2 separate regions of the Homo sapiens genome follow, and region 2 is linked to region 1. Evidence: chromatin loops called from intact Hi-C (ENCODE). Cell type or tissue: CD4-positive, alpha-beta T cell. All regions are shown on one strand. Each heading gives the region's core, and the rest is flanking DNA. Links, peaks and the distances in the headings are about the cores only.

Region 1 (7,618 bases), core at 1,495-6,494:
AGGCTGAGACAGGAGAATGGCTTGAACCTGGGGGAGCGGAGGTTTCAGTGAGCTGAGATCGCACCATTGCACTCCAGCCTGGTGACAGAGCGAGACTCTATCTCAAAAAAAGAAAAAAAGAAAAAGAAAAAGTAAAAATTTTAGTGTATGCGTAGCAGCATATAAAAGGAAAGCCAAATCCAATCCAAGGGTCTGTTTTGTAAGCAACATATACCCTATCTACATCTTCTGCTTTGCAAAATTATCCGCTTGCAAGATACTCTCTTCACACACAGTTCTCAGTAGCTAGATCACTTAATTATTTCCCCATCTTTAGGAAGCTCTTTTTTCCCACATGTTGTGCCGTACTTTCCTCTTCTTGTCAGTTTGACTACTGCTGCTAGTACCTGCTATGCCTCTGGTTCCATGTTACTGTCAAATCGCCAGCCACATTTCCTTCTGGGAAGCTTGGCCCCCAGAATTCTCCTCCTTTTGAAATGACTGCTACAATCATCCCTCATGCATCTTTTATGCACTTACCTCAAGGATCCCAGATATACCCATGCCAATAACTACGAGCGTACTAAATTGGACACATGCCTTTCTTTTTGCCTCAAGGAGACCTTGTTGGATATCATTTCTTAGTTCTCCAGAGGGCAGCAAATAGATGCCCCCAAAACTACCAGGAACTTATGGCTCCTCTCTCTTTTTTTGTTGTTGTCTTTTATTCCTGCCTGTGCAACTGCAGCTGGAGCTCCCTGAGAAGCTAAAATGCACCGAGCTCCATGGGTTAACATCTAGCCGCAGTGTAATTCCCCTGCTTTGTATTGAGGAGGGTGGAATGCGCTTGAACAGCTATTATGGTGAATTCTGTGTGGAGTCCATCAGAGACAGATAATGCTTCCTTAACAGCTTTCAGACAGCATAGATTTGTACCAGTCTTCATGTGTATGTTGAATTCCCTTGCCAGAGTCTCAGAATAGTGAAAGGGGTCAAATTTGACATTTAAATTAATATTTTATACCTCTATTATGTAAAGGAATTCATTTCTTGGGTTCATTAAGATTTAATATTTATATCATTTTAGAGTAACTTTTTTTCTAAATTAAGTGACGTAATACTAACTAAGATTTTCAAAAGACAATAAAATGGGTAAATTCTTAGTTCAGATAATGTTTTCTCTTCTGCTTTTGTAATTTTCATGAATTTACGTATTATGTGCTAATTGAGGGCAAGCTATTAATCAAAAGAGGTTGAGCCTCTTTAAAAAAGAAAGAAAAGGAATTCTCTCGCTATGGTGTCATGCAAATCTGGTGTAAAATATTCATTTAAGCAAAAACAATGTAATGGCATAGTAAGGTCTCCACTCCACCTCCAAGACTAACATTAAAGAAAAGTGACTCAAAGGAATTAACAAATTGTTGAGCTTATCTTTAGCAGAGGGGCAATGATGGAAACTAAATTAGAGAGGAAAATATTGAGTAGTGAGGAATATAAACCACATATTTGAGACATGGAAGGACAAATAGAAGAAGGAGACATAGTAAAGGAGATGGTGAGGTGCTGAGATAAATGAAAAGCTTTGATGGGGATAGACAAATCTGTGTGTTTTTGCAAAAAAGAAGTAAGAGGACTGAAAAAGACATTGCAGATTTTCCAGAAAATTCAGGTTAACAAGAATAGATTGGTTAGCCCTAGAAAGAAATGATATTTTGCTCACCTTGAGTCAGTTTGACTGGAGGAATAAGGGGGTCTGTATTAGTCTGTTCTCACACTGCTATAAAGAAATACCTGAGACTGGACAATTTATAAAGAAAAGAAGTTTTATTGGCTTATGGTTCCACAGGCTGTACAGGAAGTATGATTCTGGCATCTGCTCGGCTTCTGGGGAGGCCTCAGGAAATGTACAATCACGGCAAAAGGCGAAGGGGAAGCACATACATCACATGGCCAGAGTAGGAGCAAGAGAGAGAGGCAGAAGATGCTGCACTTTTAAACAACTAGATCTCACGAGAACTCACTCACTGTGGTGAGGACAGTATCACAGGCTGCACCTTCAACATTGGGGATTACAATTTGGCATGAGATTTGGGTGGGGATCCAAACCGTTCAGGGTCCCTGTCTCAGAGGTCATGAAATTCAGCTAAGTTCTGTGCTTTCCAGGCCACCTGTCTAGAGGCTTTGGACAGGCTGCTTAAAAAACTTGAGAACCCTGAGTACCATCTCTCCAAGACTAGTTCAAGAACAAGCCCACTGACGACTTCAACATCATTTGTCATCTCTCAACTTGCACATTGCCAACAATATTCTGATCCTAGAAGTGACAAAAATATTGTGGCTAACACTTTTTTATGCCTTCTGCTCTAAAGATTCTCCTCTCATTGTCCTCCTGGGAAGATACTGTAATTGATATGTAAACAATGTGGAAGGAAATGTATTTCTAGAATGACCTTGTTTTCTAGAAAGCCAACATTGCTACTTTGCCAAATTTCTCCTATATGAAAGGTAAAGACAAAATTGTCTCAAGGGATTGTGAGAAACAGCAAGTACTTCAAAAGAATGTTACAATTAAAAAAAAAAAAATGAAGGACGCCGCCTTGAGTCAGCTTTGGAAAATATGCTAAAAGCACTTTCTTCAAGTAGTACAAAAATGGTTGGTTTGTGAGACTGTTTCAATGGGATTTCAGTTTTAATACTGACTAAATCTTTTAGTGCAGAATTGGAAGAGAAAATGTCCTCGCATTAATCTACCACAGTAAGTGCCTTTTATTTAGGTAAAGGAGAGCTGAATGATTAGATGACAACATAAATACCAGCAGTGATAGCCAAAAAATATAGATACCTTCAACAACCCCAGGGGCAAGTGACCTACTGTTTAATATAGAGGACTCCAAAGAATGTTTATTTCTGTCATCTAATGTCACACAATTAAAATCTTACTGATGAAATACTCAACAGCGAATTTTATTAATAATTGAGTTTTTTTCAAAAAACCCTTAGGATTTAATTTTGATTCTCAGAACTTTATTTTATGATGATGATATTTGTTTTAATCTCATACTTGGTTCAATACTGATTTTATTATTTGCCCTTTTGGTATTTGGCAAACTGTGTATTTAGTGTGGTTTTAATGTTTTTCCATAGTTCTCGGGAGTTCAGGGAAAGGCCTCACTTTTTCAGCAGTATAAACAGCTTATTTCCCTAACCAATCCATTCATGTAGACAAGTGCAATTAAAAATTCCTTGTGATCCATTATTTTGGAGTGGGGAAGGGCTGCAGTACTAAGCCCCAGTTCTTCTCAGATTCTCCTTATCTATCTCCAAGATTTCAAAACAGGATACTATCATTTTTCCACCTCATATCACTATGGATGGGAAACACTTAAATATTTACAGCCTCATTTGACCACTGATATTTAATGAACCAATTTTGTTTTTGTCTTCCCCAATTCCAGAATCCAAGTTCAAGGGGAAAAGTCAAGGACTAGAATCACAGGTCATAGCATCATTCAGTTAAGCAGGGTAAGCAGAGTTCCAGCTATTCTCTGGGGCTGTCTTTTTTCACATATTTTCTCTGTTCTTTGTTTAGCCTTTTCCTGTGGATTGCTCCCTCAGATGTGGGGGCTCACTCCTAATTGGCATATTCACATTCAAGTGTAACAAGTTAGAAGTGGGGACCTAATTTTTCTTGGTTCCACTGCTTGATTTGGCTAAATGAGGCTATCTTCGGTAACATTAAAATAAAATAAATATCTAGTAATGAATCTGACATTTTATCCTCATCCTCGTGTCACTTATTTATTTATTGCCTCTCAGCTCCAAATCCATCTTTTTGCCTGCTCTGTGAAATGGATCTGAGCCCTTTATTTTTCTTTGCCAACTGACACAATGTTAAGGCTTGTCAGTAGAGGGCGCCAGAGAGACACAGCAGGATTTTGTTTCCTGATATTGGTGATGGTTCACCAGCTTCTGCAGCACTTGTAGCTTCTTTGGTGCCCCCCAACTATGATGCGTGGTGGTAAGCGGCATCCACCAGCCCCTCTGTCTCTGCTTCTAGTGGGTTTATACTGGAGTGTCTCCAATGAGACTCATTCCTGAGAACAGATTTCACTGCCAACCTAGTGGAAGAATGTCTGGCAAATTCCAGAAGAAGGCAGGTTTCAGCAAGTTCTGCCAGCCCCTCTTTCATTCAGTGAGCCACAGCTCTCTCTCCCGCAGGTCTGGATCCCAGCCGTGTGTGGCGAGTGGTGGGGTAGGGGAGCTGCTTTCCTGTGGCTGCTCTATCTCAGCCCAAGGGTTGGCAGCTGCTCCTTCTATCTGCTACCCTTATATTGTTGAGCGTTATTTTCACTTCCTAGTAGCCAGTCCCTTATTACTTAAATTTCTCATTTAGTAAATAATTCTTGTCCAAATTACTCTTTCTCTTTACCTTTGAATCCACACCGATGCAATCTTCTAGTCAAACACTGTTTTCTAAACCTAATGACCTTAAAACTAAATTCCCTCTGTTTGAGGAAAGAACTGAAATTGTATTTTCCACTGCTCTCATGCCACACTCAACAACAGCAACTAACACAGACAGAAGACTTCTGGGACCAAATGTGTGTTGGGGGGGTTTTGCCCCACCACCAAGCAAGCAATTCATTCTGCAGCAGACACCAGTTGGGTCCTACAATTTCATCTTGACACTCTCTACCTGGAGATAGCATCAGATCCCACGGGTTGAGGGCTCAGTCCCACAAGACTGCCCCCCTTCAGAAACTAGTCACAGGTTTGGCCTCCAGAACTTCTGACCAACCAGCTTCAAGTTGGGGTTCCCACGACAGGCTCTCTGGTTAATTTGCTGGAGTGGCTCACAGAATTCAGGGAAACACCTATGTTTACCAGTTTATTATAAAGAATATTACAAAGGAAACAGATGAAGGGATGCATAGAGCAAGCTATGGGGGAAGGAACATGGAGTTTCCCAGCCCTCTCTGGGTATGCCACCCTCCAGGAACCGCCATGTGTCTAATTATATGAAAGTTTCTGAGCCCTATCCTTTTAGGGCTTTTAGGGAGGACTTACTACCTAGGCATGATTGATTAAACCACTGGCTATTGGCCCCTTTCTTCCCAGAAGGTTGGGGACCCTGCCTTTGTCTTTCTGGTGACCAGTCCCCATCTCAAAGCTGAGGGGCTGCTGGCCATCCATCCATCATTGGCATACAAAAAGATATCACTTTGGAGATTCCAAGGATTTCAGGAGTTGTGTGCCAAGAAACAGGGATGAAGACCCTGTAGATATTTCACAATATCAAGCCCTCTTTTCTCGTCTGCCTGAAAGAATGACATATTTACTTTTATGCACCACATTCATGAGAACAATTGCTACTGGGGAGGGAAGAGGAAAAAAATGGAAGCAAAATGGAAAAGTTCTGTTTACCTTTTATATTTTAATTATTTTATTAATAAGTACTTGCAACAATACTTCTGCAACTGCTAATGAAAACCAATTACAACAAAATTACTCTTCCACTTTAAATAACTACAAAACTGGAAAGAGATATACGAAACACTGATTTTAGGTGCCAGACTACAGCCAGCGCGTGACTATGGTGATTGAAAGAAGAAAATCAAATGAGATATGACTGACCCAGCTTATTGCCTGGAGGAAATTATTCAAGCCACAGTGTAGGGAGGGGAACAAATTCTGGCAATCTTATTTGGCTGAGAGGAGAGAGAGCTGAGTTTGGATAAGAAAAATCTGCACAGGGAGAGAGAGCTCTGGGGATTTGCACACAGAGTCCCCTTGAGTTTTTGGCTGGAAACTAATCTGTGTATGAGTAGGATGACATTTCCCCAAACCGAGGAAAGAACAACTGGAAAACCTTAGGCTGAACAATTCACAAAGCTCACAAAGGGCTGGGAATATTTGCATTTCCACCAGTCAAAACAGAAAGACCTTGTAATAGACAGAAAAATTGATAAAGTTTTCTAAAGGGATACACCTTAGTAGCAAGGCAAAATCAGTCCCAGATTAAAGTGTGCTCTGGACCTGCCATAATGTGCCTTGAATGAAAGCTTCAAAAGGATCATAAGGTTAATCCACAAGTAGTTACTTCTGTGGAAAGACAAAATCCAATACCAAAAGACAAAAGACAACACAAAATTAACACTATTCAATATTAAACTAAAAATTACCAGACATGCAAAGGAGCAGTCTGCAAAAATAGACCCAAATGATGGTGTTGTACCCAAAAACCTTGAGACAGTTATTGTAAATCTAAAGGTATATTCAGAGATTTGAAAAATAAGATAACTACAATGAAAAGAGAAATACAGACATTACAAAGGCCAAAATGAACTTCTAGAAATGAATGGTTCAATATTAAAAATTTGGAAATCACACTGGATGTGATTATCAGAAGGATAGACACCAAGAAAGAAAAGATAAGTGGCCTTCAAGGTCTAGCAATTGAAAATATCCAAAATAAAACACTGAGAAAAAGGAGTGAACAAAAAAAAAGATGCAGAACTTCAGGAAGCTGTAGGGTAATGTCAGTCTTTCTAATAAATGTGTCATTAGAGACCCCAAAATAGGGAAGTCAGTTGAAAGGAAAGACAAGAAAAAATAATAGTACAAATGAGACAGAGTAGAGAAGGGACTTGGCCCCACCCTTTACTAATATATTTCTTTTCCTTTTCTTTCTTTTTCCATTTCCTGACTGATGACCATTGGACCTTGAAGAAACTAAGATAAGCAGTGTTCCATCATAAGTCTTACTCAGGGAAAGTAACTTTATCATCTGCAGTGCACAAGACCAGAAGAATGACCGATCTTTACCCCTCACCTCATTATAACACTAAAACCTCTGCCAAGGGGGTTCTTATCTGCCATTTTCTGCTCATGTGATGTATGTGTTAGCATGATCCCTTACTACACCTGAGCATCCTGCACTCCACCCCATACATGTAGTGATGCTCACCTACTTCTTGAATTATTAATGTCACCTCCTTAAGACACTGCAATGCACTCCCCTCTGGGAGCCGGCTGGAGAAATTTTGCTCCAGTACTGTCTCCCTTGTGTTCCAGCATAACCCCCTAATAAAGCTTTGTCTGGGAAACTTGCTTGGCTTCATGTCAACTTCTATTATATGAGAGCCTAAGGACCTATGAACACTAACAAAAATATTCTCAGATCTAATGAAAACAAAAATCACAGTTGGAAGAATTTTAACAAACCCAAGTAGAGGAAAGGTAAAGAACAGAACAATAATATGCATAAGAATCTATGAAAGGAAAATAGATCTTGGGGCCCTAAAATCACTAAGCTACAGGGAATAGTCGAGCTGGGAACTGCTTAGGGCAAACCTGCCTCCCATTCTATTCAAAGTCATCCCTCTGCTCACTGAGACAAATGCATATATGATTTGCCTCCTTTGGAAAGGCTAATCAGAAACTCAAAAGAATACAACCATTTGTCTCTTATCTACCCATCGCCTGGAAGCCCCTCCCTATTTCACGTTGTTCTGCCTTGACTTTGAGTTGTACTGCCTTTCCCGACCAAACCAATGTTCATCTTTCGTATAATGATTGATGTCTCATGTCATCCTAAAATGTATAAAGCCAAGTTGTGATCAGACCCCCATGGGCACAT
Region 2 (7,618 bases), core at 1,139-6,138, 390 kb after region 1:
GTAAGACTCCGTCTTAAAAAATAAATAAATAAATAAATTCTATGCCCAGCATTTTCCATGTACTGTCTTATTATCTCAGTAAATCCCATATAAACTTCCTATGAAAGTGTATCTCGTTTATCTCCATTTTATAGATGAGAAAACTGAGGCCCCTGGAGTAGTATTAATTTTCCAAGACCGCATTGCTCATAAAGGGTACAGCAGGGACCCAAGCTCAACACTCTCACTCTCAAAGATTTCCACAAGTGTAGACCAATGGCTCTCAACTGGGGTGGTTTTGCTCACGTACAACTCCCTTGCTCCATGATATTTGAAACCGTCTGGAGACATCTGGGGTAGCCATAGCTGGGAGGGTAGAATGGCACCTAGAAGATGGAGACCAGAGATGCTGCTAACCATCCTACAATACACAGGACAGCCTCACCACCACCACCACGAATGGTCTGACCCCAAATGTTGTGACTGTGCTAAAGCTGAGAAACCCAGGTTTCTCCTCAGCAAGAAGGGAAAATACCTGCAACATGGATGCACCTCTACAGGAGCCCCAGGCTGACAATAACCATCCTGATCTGGTTTCAACCCTGGATGCTTTTACCTGGTGCGTCCATCGGGGATTTCAGGGACTCCAACGAGTTACCCTTGAATGCTCGGTTCCGCCTGACAACCCAGAAATCTCTGCCGAGGTGCCTGGTCTTGAGGAAGGCTCAGCAATGGTTGAGGTTGATAACCAAATACCTAGGAGAGACTTTTCTCTCCCTCCAGGAGGAGCTGTGGGTCAGACACACCCTGGGATCATTCACAAGCGGTCAATAAAGGCTTGGGAAGGGCCAGGTTTTCTAGGCCTTTTCAATGGGGTGGGTGTTTGTGGATACACAAGAAGCCTGTGAAACTTCTGATATTGGCAGGAAATCAACACCCCCCACCCTCCACACTCCACCCCCCCCCACCTCCCCACCATAAACACATGCCCTGCAGCAGGACTTGGCACTCAGGGGCTCCTGGGGGCCTGATTTACCTGTTAAAACATCCTCTAGCCACCAGCGAATAAAGCAACCCCTTGCCACCCAACCACAAGATCACAGCCTGGGAGCCACTCCAAGGGACATCCAGTCACATTAAAACCTCAGCCATCCAGAGCACCAGGCCTGGGGATGAGAAAGAACATTTTATCCTTAAAAGCATCTGAATGCCCATGCTGCTTCTTGCAAAGAAAAGTCCAAAATAATCTATTAAAGAACGAGGATGGTTTCGACATTTTTACCAAGTTAATGGTCTACGCAGAAAAATCTCATAAAAGGGCACTCTGTTCTTCTTGATCCACTCAGACATGGCCTGTGAGTGAAGAAACAGGCTCTCCTCCTCAAAGAAACGGCTGCTGATCCTCACACCAGCCTGACACTGCTTCATGGGTTCTTCAAAGAGAGTATTCCCATAGAAACTAAAAGGGAAGAGGAATGTGTCTGGCGGGCATTGTGGGCAGCAGTGGGCTTTGGGCCAAATTTTAAATTTGAAAATCAAGATTCCCTCTTTTCGAGCGGCTGCTGGACGAGCAGATACAGACACCGTGAAAAGAGGGTGCCATATTCAGATTCAGGAAACAAGGATGGTTTCTGTTCAGTTCCTGCATCATCCTTCAGGTCATGCGATTCCCATTTCCCTCTGTGGACCAAGAAATTCAGTGGGGTTTCTGCCTTTTAAATATTTCATTATCAATATGTCATTCTTTCAGCCTCCAGAAAGCATTTTAACATGGAGATTCTGGCTTAAGACACTTGTGGGTCTGTCTCTCTCTCTCTCTCTTTTCCTTGAAACAGGGTCTCACTTTGCCACTTAGGCTGGAGTGCAGTGGCATGATCACAGCTCACTGCAGCTGGACCTTCCAGGCTCTAGCAATCCTCCCACCTCAGCCTCCCAAGTACTTGGGATTACAGGCACACACCACCATACCTGGCTTTTTTTTTTTTTTTTTTTTTTTTTGGTAGATATGAGGCTTCACCACGTTGCCCAGGCTGGTCTTAAACTCCTGGGCTCTCAAAGTTCTGGGATTATTGGCTTGAGCCACCACACCCAGCCAAGAACCTTGTCTCTTGTGATGCACCCCAGAACAAAACTTCACTGCAAAAACAAACCAAGGCATGAGTTTCAGTCCTAAGTCCCATTTATCCACCATACACTATGTGCCAGGCACAATGCTAAGTGCTTCTATGGACGAGCTTCCCTTAATCTCATCAGTAACAAACCCAGGCAATGGGGCCTGTTGACCGATCCATCTGCCACTGAAGACAGTAAGGCTCAGAGAGGGTAAGTGGCTTGTGCCATGTCAGCCAGCTAAGGAGGGGCAGAACCGGGATGCAAACCCCAGCCGCCTGGTTCCAGACTCGCGTTCCCAAGGTCCCACTACACTTGGTCACTCCACTGCATTCTGGTATCCTGGTCTTTGGCAGTGTCCACGTAAAAGAGGGAGGTAGAGAGAGTGAGAGGGACTTCAGGCAATAAAGTTTTCCAGCGTTACACTGCCACCGTAATTGTGTCCCCGACCAGGACCTCTCCCTTCTCATCCTTTCCGTGATCGGCCCTGGAAAACCTTCCAGAGAACTGTCCTCCTTCTCCCGGGATCTCAGAGAAAATTCACCTGAGTTCAGTGTCCAGGTGACCCAAGCTCTGAATGCAGTAAAGTGCACGGGGAGATGAGGATGTCACCATGAGCAAGCCTCCCAGAGAGCATCCAGGGGCAACCCCAAGACTGGGCAGCGGGGGCTCTGATGCAGCCCATGGCGAAGAGGGCTGCCCGTGCTGCTTCAATGGGTTCAGAATGAAGGCCGCCCTCTCTCCCATGTGGGGCTCATTAACCACGAATCAAATTATTAAGACGAGCTCAGCTGAGCAAATGGTCAAACATAAAAACATGTGGAAGGAACAAAGAGGTCAATCCCATTATCCATCAAAAACCATCAAGGTGGCGGCCCTCACTGAGGGGTACAGCTCTCCAGTGGGCCCTCATCTGCCCTCCAAACCCACGTGCCTCCCACTGGAAGGCCAGCAAAGCCACACAGGAAGAGTTGGGGTAGGAAAGCAGAAAGTGAACCCCAGGAGGACAGGCTGACCACAGAGCCCCATCGCACACACACAGGCCCGGTGACTCAGGGGCCCACGTGTGCAAGACACCGGGAGCTCACAGGGACAGCGCCCCGGGGGATGCAAGGAACTTTGCCTCTCTGTCCCTCTCTGTAGGGATGGAAAGAGGAGAGCGATTTTTGGGATGGAAGCCATCTGCCTCCTCTCAACTCTCGCTGCTCAACAAGAAAGGGAAGAAAAACAGGAAGATGCGGGGCAGGTGAGGAGCTGGGTGAGCGCCGCCAGCCCGCAGCCCAGCAGAGCAGGGCTTGGCCAAGCCTGGCGCCAGGGACTTTCCCCCTACCCCCACCACAAGCCCCTCGCCAGGTGAGAGGCACCGACAGAGTCCCAGACAGATGACCCAGACAGGATGCCCAGAGCAACCCCCGCCCCTTCCCCTGCTGGGGGCCCCCAGGACGCGGGGCTCCCCCTCCCCTTTTGGCTAGCCGCAGAGTCCAGCTGGTCTCCCGGCCAGGGACGTCGTGGGAGAATCAGGAAGTCGAAGCCACACAGCCGAGAAGGGACAGCTGACATCTCGGAGGCCGTCACGAGCTGTCACTCCGCGCCCGCCGGAGTTGCCGCTCAGTTACCAACTTCAACCCGGGGCCGGCCACGGAGCCTCCCGCCGCCCCTACCCCGCGTCCCCAGCACCCCCGCGCCCCCGGCACCCCCGGACCCCTGCGCCCGCGTCACTTACTCCTCTGCCGTCGCCACCTGTCTGGGTGCCGGTCTCCTCCCTGCCCGGCCGCGGCGCGTCCTCTCCGTCCTCGCAGTCCTCGGGCTGTGCCCTTCCCCCCTCCCTCCAGCAACAGCCGCAGCCTCTTCTCCTCGGGAGGGACGTCGTCCTCCTCCCTCCTGGGCCGGCCATCCCTGCCTCGGGTCTTGCCAGTGGCTTCGGAGCTGCCGGAAGGACTGGCCATGGCTCCGGGGGCTCTGCCTGCACTTGGGGAAGAGGAAGGACCCGGCGCGAGCGGCCTCTCGGCTGAGCTGGGGCATCTGAGCGCGGGCTCGGTGGGTCCGCGCGGCGCGGAGCTGGGCATCGGGGCCGGCGCGGGCTCCTCCGCGGGCCGCTCCTGGCTCTCTGGCGCCCTCTGCTGGCCGCTCGCGCGCACCGCGGACACGCCGTGCCAGGGCCTGCGCCGCGCTCACCTGCCCGGCCTAGGCGGTCGCTGTCCCCTGCCCGTGGCCAGGCCCGCTCCGGCCAAGCCTTGCACCTCCTCCCCGCCCCAGCCAGGTTGCACCCCGATGGTCTCCCTGCCCAAGGAGGAGAGAGGAGAAGGGACGCCCCGAGAGGGTGGACATCGGCCACAGCCACCTTGTCTTTGCTCTTACCCTGTGTCTTGCATGGTTTGGAGGTGGTGGGAAAACCGAGGCTGCTCAAAACTCGTGGAGAATTCCGCCTGCAGGATGACATGAATGCACCTTCGCATTGCCTACCAACAGACCTTTTTTGAGCATCTCTGTGGACCAGGAGTGGTGATGGGGGAGGGGATATTGTGGTGAACATGACAGGCATTGCCTTCACCCAGTGGGGCTCAGCGCTGGGTGAGAAGGCATTGAGAATGGACATTGTCAATTGGGCAAAAGGAGGCCAAGGAGAAGTGCTGGGTGCATGGGAACTGAAAAAGACAGGAGGCTCAGCAGGTCTTGGAGCTGGGAGAGGGACAGCAGCAGCGGCTGTTCCAAAGGAAGCAACAGCTGAGAGAGATCTCAGAGAGTTGTTCTCAGCCCAGTGGAGCATGTTCTTCGGGCAGAGGGAACAGCGTGTGCAAAAGCCCAGAGGCTGGGAAAGAAGCAGAAAGAGGACTGTGGGGCTGGAGCGTGGTGGGCAAGGGGAGAGAGGTGTGGTGGGCAGACAGATTGCCTGGGACCCAGCCGTGCAGGGACAGAGGAGATAGGGGATCCTTGCAGGCCCCCAGCCAGGGCTCAGGCACAGAGACAATGCAGGTGGGCAAAGGGAGGAGATGTGGGGAAATATTTTGGAGGCATGCCCTGATGAATGAGCCCAGGATGCACCCTTAGTGTCAGTGTGGAGCTCCTTCCTTGGCTGTGTGATGAGCTTCACCCGGGGGTATTTTCTGGACATTGAGGTGCTACACCCAGAGTCCAGGACAGGCTAAGTGAGCACCAGCAGCTCCTGGCCTACCTCAAAAGCAGGAGAGACAGGGGAGACTGGGGAGGCCGGGAGGAAGGGGAATCCAGGAAGGCAGGAGAGGCCATGGAAGCAGAGGAGGCCAGGGAGGCAGTGGAGGCAGGAGAGGCTGGGGAGGCTGTGTCCTTTCCATGATTCTGCCCAGGATCCTAGGCCCCTGTACTCCCTGAGCTTCCCCACCCCCAGCACTGGAACCATGTTGCACAATGGTCTCTCCACTAAGATCCTGATGGCGGCCCCTATCCTGCTGTGCTCCCTATTTCAACCCTAACAGCTCTCACAGTGGGCAGCACATAGTAGGTGCTCAGGAAACACTGGTGGGAGAGCACATGGGTCTGCTTAGCACCTTCCTCTCTCCTCCAGCTCTCCCCTGTCATGAAATAATTCTGATAACGACACATGGCCTTTGAGACCCTCTTCTATTACTTTCCATATGCTAATCCATCTATACCTCACAGCAGCCCTGGGGGTGGGTGCTATTACGATGCCCATTTTACAGAGGAGGAGACTGACGTATAAAGAGGGTAAGTGACATAGGCACACTACAGGGGCCGGGGCCAAGTGATTGCAGCACTCAATCCCCAAAGGCAAGGTGGATGCAGTTACCATAAAAGACAGCAGAGTCAAAGCTGCAACCAGAATAGCCTGACTCGCAGAGACCTATGGTGCCAGCTGATTGTGGCATTCCTAGAAGTGAAATAGATAAGAAGCCTGCCACATTTTTACTTGATCTGTGTTTGCAGAAGAGTTCTAGGTCAGGTGAGTAGAAGTCTAATCTGAATCATAGAGTCACAGTCCCCAGTCAATTCCCAGAAATAAGCCAGTTCACAGACCCAGAGTCCCGTGTCCGAATGGGAAGCCAGGTCCCCTCCAGAAAGGACTCTGCTCCACTGCCAAAAATTTATACTGTCAATTTTTCTCCCAGCCTGCCCCCAAAGGAATACACAGCCTTTTACCAGGCTGACTGAACAGGGGAAAAGGAACTAATGAGATCTGTGCAGGATCACTGGACACAGGCTGTGAACTGGCACTAGGGCGAGACTAGGGTCTACTAGTCAGAATAGGCATTTTGGAGGTCAGGTGAATATTAGTGCAAGTTCATGTCATGATAGATCCATTGGGTCCCCAAATCCATTCTCTGGTTATATACAAAGGGGCCATGCTGAGATTCAAATTCAGGGCATCCAACATAGAGGCTGTGCTCGTACTCATGAAACATTCTGACACTAGTAACCTATTTAAAAATGCAAACACCTCCTGGGGCTAGCCAGAGTCCTCCAAACAGTCATGTAAATTGGTTCTGTCAAGGATTTCCTCCTACCCCCTGCTGAGAGCCAGTTGCAAGGAGAGACTAGGGAAGGGCATTGGGTAACTTTGTTGCTAAAAGCTGTTTTGGATAAAGACGTTTGGGAAAAGAAGCAAATAGAGTTCAGCAGAAGATGTAAGAAAGTAAGTTTATGTTTGGCCAGGCACGGTGGCTCACACCTGTAATCCCAGGACTTTGGGAGGCCGAGGTGGGCAGATCACGAGGTCAAGAGATCGGACCATCCTGGCCAACATGGTGAAGCCCCATCTCTACTAAAAATTCAAAAATTAGCTGGCCATGATGGCACACGCCTGTAGTCCCAGCTACTCGGGAGCCTGAGGCAGGAGAATCACTTGAACCCAGGAGGCAGAGGTTGCAGTGGGCCGAGATCATGCCACTGCATTCCAACCCGGCAACAGAACAAGACTCCGTCTCATAAAACAAACCAAAACAAACAAAAAAAAAGGAAGCTTATTTTTAAGCCTGAACAAGTGTAGTGGTTTAGGCGTTCTGCAAATACGGCCCCAATCAGGCTACAAGATGTTGTGGCAGGAACACTTACACCCAGTCACTTCTGGCCGCCTGAGCCACTTTTCAAAACACACTTGCACAGCTGTGCAGAGCGGCTGGATCCACTGGCAGCCGGCAGAGCCATAACTCACACTGTCACCACTCCCCTCAAACCCTTTCAGTAAGCACTTTATTTATTTTTTTTGAGACGGAGTCTTGCTCTGTCATCCAGGCTGGAGTGCAGTGGCGCAATCTCAGCTCACTGCAAGCTCCGCCTCCCAGGTTCATGCCGTTCTCCTGCCTCAGCCTCCCAAGTAGCTGGGACTACAGGTGTCCACCACCATGCCTGGCTAATGTTTTGTATTTTTAGTAGAGACGGGGTTTCACCGTGTTAGCCAGGAGGGTCTCGATTTCCTGACCTTGTGATCCGCCTGCCTCAGCCTCCCAAAGTGCTGGGATTACAGGCTTCAGCCACCGCGCCCCTCCTGGTAAGCACTTTTAATCAATGCAACAGGAATGAACATTTGCTGCAGAGC

What was found. A loop is a pair of places that touch in the nucleus more often than their neighbours do. Peaks named below come from ENCODE experiments on the same cell type or tissue, not always from the same donor. Only the 100,000 strongest peaks of a DNase experiment are listed, where the experiment ranks them.
Region 2: it touches region 1 in a loop (5-fold over the local background); 2 of 110 quality-filtered maps call a loop at or near these places.

Annotation. Positions count from the first base shown.
Region 1 is chr3:75,188,361-75,195,978 of GRCh38, forward strand. No RefSeq gene overlaps it. Among named protein-coding and RNA genes, the nearest start is that of MIR4444-2, 22 kb to the right of the region's middle. In CD4-positive, alpha-beta T cell, for the core only: CTCF peaks have their summits at 3,903 (motif pointing right) and 4,102; a DNase peak (open chromatin) is centred at 3,891.
Region 2 is chr3:75,576,167-75,583,784 of GRCh38, forward strand. No RefSeq gene overlaps it. Among named protein-coding and RNA genes, the nearest start is that of MIR1324, 51 kb to the right of the region's middle. RefSeq lists a silencer at 4,089-4,298. In CD4-positive, alpha-beta T cell, for the core only: no CTCF peak of the experiment used is centred there; a DNase peak (open chromatin) is centred at 4,255; H3K4me3 peaks cover 324 bases; H3K27me3 peaks cover 190 bases.